Regions from separate parts of the Homo sapiens genome. Here region 2 is linked to region 1. A link is an interaction called in ENCODE POLR2A ChIA-PET data of the cell type or tissue named here. Cell type or tissue: HCT116. All regions are shown on one strand. Each heading gives the region's core, and the rest is flanking DNA. Links, peaks and the distances in the headings are about the cores only. Region 1 overlaps LOC102723906 (a long non-coding RNA gene). Region 2 has its middle 12 kb from the start of FAT1.

Region 1 (2,921 bases), core at 101-2,600:
AAATCTTCCGTGGTAATTTTATCCCATCCCTGCAATTGGATACAGTACAATGCTATTTAGAGGAAAGTAGAAGGGAAGTTCAGTGCATTACAATGTGCAAACTATAATTTCAGTCCCAATTTTCAGAAATTGTTCCGTTAGAAAAAATAACTTCACTGGAAGATTCAGCCCTGCACTATTTTTACACAACTCTCTAGGCATGTAAACTTAAAAGGCCTGAATTGCACAAAGAAATGATTTTCTGTTTGTTTTGTTAAGAACTCAGTTCCCTTAGCACTCAAGTGGAGAATGAAGAGATTGTCCTTTTTTTTTTTTTTTTTTTAAGATGACACTGTGATATCCAGAAGTGAGACAGGAAATTATAGCATTTGCCATTCGTCCAGGACTTAATGAGGCTAACTCATGTGCAAGTCACCATTTTAGACTATGAGATCGAATTTTAAGAAGAACATCCCATCACTTGAGCTATTTAATATGTCCTAGGGATTGCAAAATACAATAAAAACAAATACTTTTTGGATAATATTGCCACACAATATTACAATTCACAAATAACTATGTGGAGGAAGTCACCTAAGAAAGACGATGTTCAGGCTGGGCGTGGTGGGCCACATCTGCAATCCCAGCACTTTGGGACCCAAAAGCAGGAGGATCATCTGAGGCCAGGAGTTTGAGACAAGCCTGAGCAACAGAGCAAGACCCCATCTCCATAAACATTTTAAAAATTAGCCGAGCATGGTGGTGCACGCCTGTAGTCCCAGCTACTTGGGAGGTCAAGGCAGTAAGTTCACTTGAATCCAGGAGGTCGAGCTTGCAGTGAGCTATGATCCCACCACTATACTCCAGCCTAGGCAGCAGAGTGACATCCTGTCTCTAAAAGGAAAAAAAAAATGTACAAAAGACATGGTGGGGAGGTAGGGGGGTGGGGATGTGGTCGAATGAGCTTTTGGTGTGTCTTGAGTTGAGAATCTTCCTAAACTTTTAATCCCCAGGGAAAGGAATTTTAAAAACATAGTTCTTTCTTAGACATCACTGAACAACCTGCCTTTTAAGGTCTGCCATGAGGTATAACACATGAAATTGTTCAAAGGTAAGGAAATAGAGCGTGACAGGTGAGAAAAACATCTAACACATTCCTTCTCTTCTCTAACAGGTTTTCCTTGTGTTAACTCCCTTCTTCCCCCTTTGCTGTGGTGTCTACACAATCGGGCACTTTCTCTTCCAAACGCTGAGCCCTCATAAGTGCTCCCTGACGGAGGACTTAACAGAGAAGCAGTTGAAAGTAGACTTGGCTTCTGGCTCCTAAGATGATAAGAAAACTTTGCCATTTCCCCTTCATGTCCACTAGCTTTATCAGATGGAAGAAATGAGTGAATGACTCACAGTCACTAGCAAATCACAGGCGGAGGAGGCAGGGGCTGCCTTAGAGCCCTGTGGACTTCAGCGTGGCCTTTTGTCTCCCATGCCACAGCCTGTGTGGGACACATGGCAGGGACATCAGGGAGGCAGCCACTCTTGGCCCGCTCATCACCACCATCCACGAGACTCCACAGGTTCCACGAGGGGCATTAAAAATAACCCTGTCTACATGGGAGGCCTTACAAGAGTGGTGACCAGCATGACTCATTTTTATCTCTGTGGAAAAAGGAGGAAGTTGTTTATGTGGAGGGTGCTGCCTGCTGTAACAGGTCAAGGCATAATGAGAGAGCTCCAAATATTTAAAAGAATGAGCAATAGAAAGCAGTTTCCCCATTGCATTTTTACATTTTAACAAAGGAATGTTGAGACTTAAAGCATTCATTTTTACTTTAAAGCAGTTTCCCAGGCTATAAACTTTGACAGGTTTTCACACAAGTAGCAGACACTAATTTGAAATAAAACTAAATTCCATGCTGCTTGAAGTGAGCTGAAATAGATAATTCCACATAGTTTAAGAATTAAAATGTGTTATTCTTGGGGTCATTGCATTCTTGCAAGGTGGAAATTATTACATAATATTTCTCTGTGACAGCCTCCTCTTTGGGGTCATGAAAATAACATTTACCTTAAATGATCCATGCCAACATCGCTATACAATCAATAGCAACACTGTGTGGTTTTGAATCAGATGTACTTCTGATAACTGCCGTATAAAATGCATGAGCCTCACTTTTCCAACCCAAAATGAAAGTCGACATAGAAAAACAGCAAAAGATGTCAACAGACTGAACTCACACAGAGGGGAAAAAAGGAAAAAAACTTAGACAATGAAGGGTTGGCTTTGAAGTGGTCCATTCTTTATTAAGCTAAGGGACAGCCTGAATCCCTAGCATAGTTTACTTAATCCAGGTCCTTAAAAAGTTTTGGATTCGATTCAGATATGGTGAGCTCCTAAGCTGAACATTTCCACAGCTGACATGACTTCCTGGCTAGTGAGCTCGGCATTAGAAATGTCTGCAGGATACAGTCCACAGTGGCACAGCACAGAAAACCGGCGCTCCTCCCTCCTATTCCCAGGCTCCTGAGTGATACAATCAAGAGGGAACTGGGATTTGTAAGAAAGAAACAGAATCGACCTCCCATTGTGAATTTAGCCTCTCAGTCAGATTTTGAGCAAAAGTAAAGCAACAAAAACAAAAGTGCCAAGGAAGAATCCAGCCCTTTGTGCAGTTTCTCTTTCAGTAACCCCTTCCCAGCAGGCTTGGTTATCACAATGAGAAGTTAGAGACAACAAAATTAGCTATCTTTGAAGGCTACGTATGTTATGATATATGAGCCAACTGAAAACTAATTAACAGTTAAAAACGATTAGGCTGTGGCCAGGCACAGTGGCTCACGCCTGTAATCTCAACACTTTGGGAAGCTGAGACGAGGGGAAGGACTACTTGAGGCCAGGAGTTTGAGGCCGCAGTGAGCTAGGAGCACTCCATCCTGGGTCACAA
Region 2 (2,921 bases), core at 284-2,783, 110 kb after region 1:
TCCTCCATGTGTCTCTCCCCGGGATGGCTCTTCTAAGGATGCTTGTCATTGGATTTAGGACCCACCCAAATAATCCAGGATGATCTCAAGATTCTTAATTACATCCGCAGAGACCCTGTTTCCACAAAAGGATTCACAGGTTCTGGGGATTAGGACATGTCCCTATGGTAGTCCCCACTCAACCCACTGCATGTACAATCCCTATTCATATTTCCTCTTCCTGAAATATAGGTTCATGATTTTTTTCCATTTTTCTATCTAATCTCTGCCTGTTTTTCTTTTCTTTTTTTTTTCTTTTTTTGAGATGAAATCTCTATCGCCCAGGAAGGAGTACAGTGGCACGATCTCGGCTCACTGCAATCTCTGCCTCCCAGGTTCAAGTGATTCTCCTGCCTCAACCTCCCCAGTAGCTGGGATTACAGGCACATGCCACCACGCCCAGCTAATTTTTGCATTTTTAGTAGAGACGGGGTTTCACCATGTCGTCCAGGCTGATCTCGAACTCCTGACCTCAGGTGGTCCGCAGTATTCATACAATAATATAGTATTGCTTGAATAATACAGTATTGTATGAATATTCTCCCAGTCTGTATATTTTCACATTTTAATAGAGGTTCTTAATTTTTATGTAATTGAATTTGTTAATCTTTTCTTTCATTTTAAAAACACTTTGTGTTTTACACAGTAAATCCTTCCATAGTCCCAAATACATTATTTTCTTATATTTTCTTCCAAATCATTTGACAATTGGCCTTACAGCTTTACATTTTAATTCATCAAGAAAATGTTTATGTTTATAGTGTGCAGTAAGGATGCAATTTTTCTTTTTTACGTGAGTGGAGATAACCGATGCCCCTCATCCCGCCCTGATGAATGTCTAGAGCAGCTGTGGTTACCTTGTAATAATGTGACTGCAAGCTTGAGAATAAAGGCATGACTTGACATGACTGAGGGATGGGATGCCGTCAACACTGAAGTGACCATTAGCTTTATTACAAAGCACAACTCAACATATATCATTGTATTCCCAGCACTTTGAGAGGCTGAGGCTGGCGGATCACCTGAGGTCAGGAGTTCAAGTCCAACCTGGCCAACATGGTGAAACCCCGTCTCTACTACAAATACAAAAATTAGCTGGGCATGGTGGTGGGTGCCTGTAATACCAGCTACTCAGGAGGCTGAGGCAGGAGAATTGCTTGAACCCAGGAAGTGAAGTTTGCAGTGAGCCAAGATCACAACACTGCACTCCAGCCTCCTGGGTGACAGAGCGACACTCCGTCTCAAAAAAAAAAAAAAAAAAAAAAAAAAAAAAAAAAAAAACCAACTAAAAAGAATAAGCAAATCTAGATCAACCTCCCTACTCTGATAACAGCATGAAATACGTGCTATCCTATAAGCTCTAATACAATTTTGCATACACTGAAGTCTATCTCTAGTCAAGTTTAGCTATAACCACCAGTAACTTAGTGCCATTCAAGCTGTATTTTGTGTTGCATATTTGCCAGATGACATCATTGAATAAATAGAGTGTGGCCAACAAGCCCTCAGGTTTGAAGTCGTTCTCATCCACCAGGTGGATGAATCAGCAGTGCCCGGTGTGGTTAAGGAAACTGGGCACAGTTGCATTGCATGCCTCTTCAATTAATCATGCAAATTAGCCAGTTGGGTGAGACAGTCCACTGAATCCATAATTTCATGTCTGATAAATTGAACATGTACATACAAAGAGAAATCTGAGGTCTCAGAAAACCCAGTTTTACAAAATGCATAGTTCTTTTTTAAACCAGGAAGGAAATAATTGTTCAATGGAACTCAATCCATCACTTCTGGGCCTCATAAATAACACAAGTCTTCCTTTAGAAAAGTCACAATGGGGGAAGAAAACAGGCCCACAAGCTGTATGTGCTGTATTCTCACTGACCAGATTTTGCAAGTCATTTGTTGGCTTAGAAAGTCTCTAGACCTGCTCTGTCCAAAATGGTAGGCGTTAGCCTCATATAACTGTTTAAATTTAAATGAATTAAAATTAAATAAAATTAAAACTTCAGTTCCTCACTTTGCACTAGCCACCTGTCAGGTACTCAGTAGTGCCACCCAGGGCAGCATAGATAGAACATTCCCATCATCACATAGAGTCTTTGGATAGAACTATTCTATACATTTTCTTCCAGTCTATGCACAGGGTTCTAACATTCGTGGTAGTCCTTAATGGTTTACCAAGTGTTTTCTCATCCTCATAACATTATTGGTAGAAAGCCAATAATATTTTATTAATAGCCAATAATAATTTATTCCAAATTTCTTTATCAATTGCTGAGTAGCAGATTCCCTCAAAACATAGCAATTTAAACAACAAACATTTGTTAACTCCCATCATTTCTGATGGTCAGGGGTCTGGGTGTGGTCGGCTGGGTGATGTGGCTCAGGGGCCCTCATGAGGGCACAAGTCAAGATGTCTGCTGGGGCTGCAGTCATCTGAAGGTACAGCTAGGGCTGGGGACCCACTTTCTAGCTCACTCATGTGGCTGTTAGAAGAAGCCTTCCATTCCTCATCACGTGGGCTTCTGGCTTTCCCCAGAGTGAATAACAGGAGAGACTATGAGAGCGAGAGCGAGAGAGAGCCAGGAGAGACCTCGGTGTCTTTTATAGTTGCTGAGGGTTGAATGTGTCCCCCAGAGCTCAGGTGTTGAAAACATGATCCCCAAGGTGGCCGTGTTGGGAGGTGGGGCCTAGGGAGAGGTATTTGGGCATGGCGGCATCACCCTCATGAACAGATTAAGGCTATTATGGAGGGAGTGGGTTCCTTATAAAAACACAAGTTCAATCTCCTCTTGTTCTTTCTCTTGCCTTCTCTCACCCTCTCACCTTCCACCATGGAATGCTGATAAAGAGAAGGCCCTTGCCAGGTGCTGGGCCCTCAG

Evidence for each region. ChIA-PET counts read pairs that join two places held together with the same protein. Peaks named below come from ENCODE experiments on the same cell type or tissue, not always from the same donor. Only the 100,000 strongest peaks of a DNase experiment are listed, where the experiment ranks them.
Region 2: POLR2A ChIA-PET joins it to region 1 with 7 read pairs; 6 of 35 experiments call an interaction of 5 or more read pairs at or near these places.

What each region holds. Positions count from the first base shown.
Region 1 is chr4:186,843,962-186,846,882 of GRCh38, reverse strand. All of the region lies in intron 1 of LOC102723906 (a long non-coding RNA gene), which reads right to left. Among named protein-coding and RNA genes, the nearest start is that of FAT1, 120 kb to the right of the region's middle. In HCT116, for the core only: no CTCF peak of the experiment used is centred there; DNase peaks (open chromatin) are centred at 1,232, 1,622 and 2,463; H3K4me3 peaks cover 2,444 bases; H3K27ac peaks cover 2,500 bases.
Region 2 is chr4:186,734,677-186,737,597 of GRCh38, reverse strand. No RefSeq gene overlaps it. Among named protein-coding and RNA genes, the nearest start is that of FAT1, 12 kb to the right of the region's middle. In HCT116, for the core only: no CTCF peak of the experiment used is centred there; a DNase peak (open chromatin) is centred at 1,577; H3K4me3 peaks cover 1,097 bases; H3K27ac peaks cover 2,500 bases.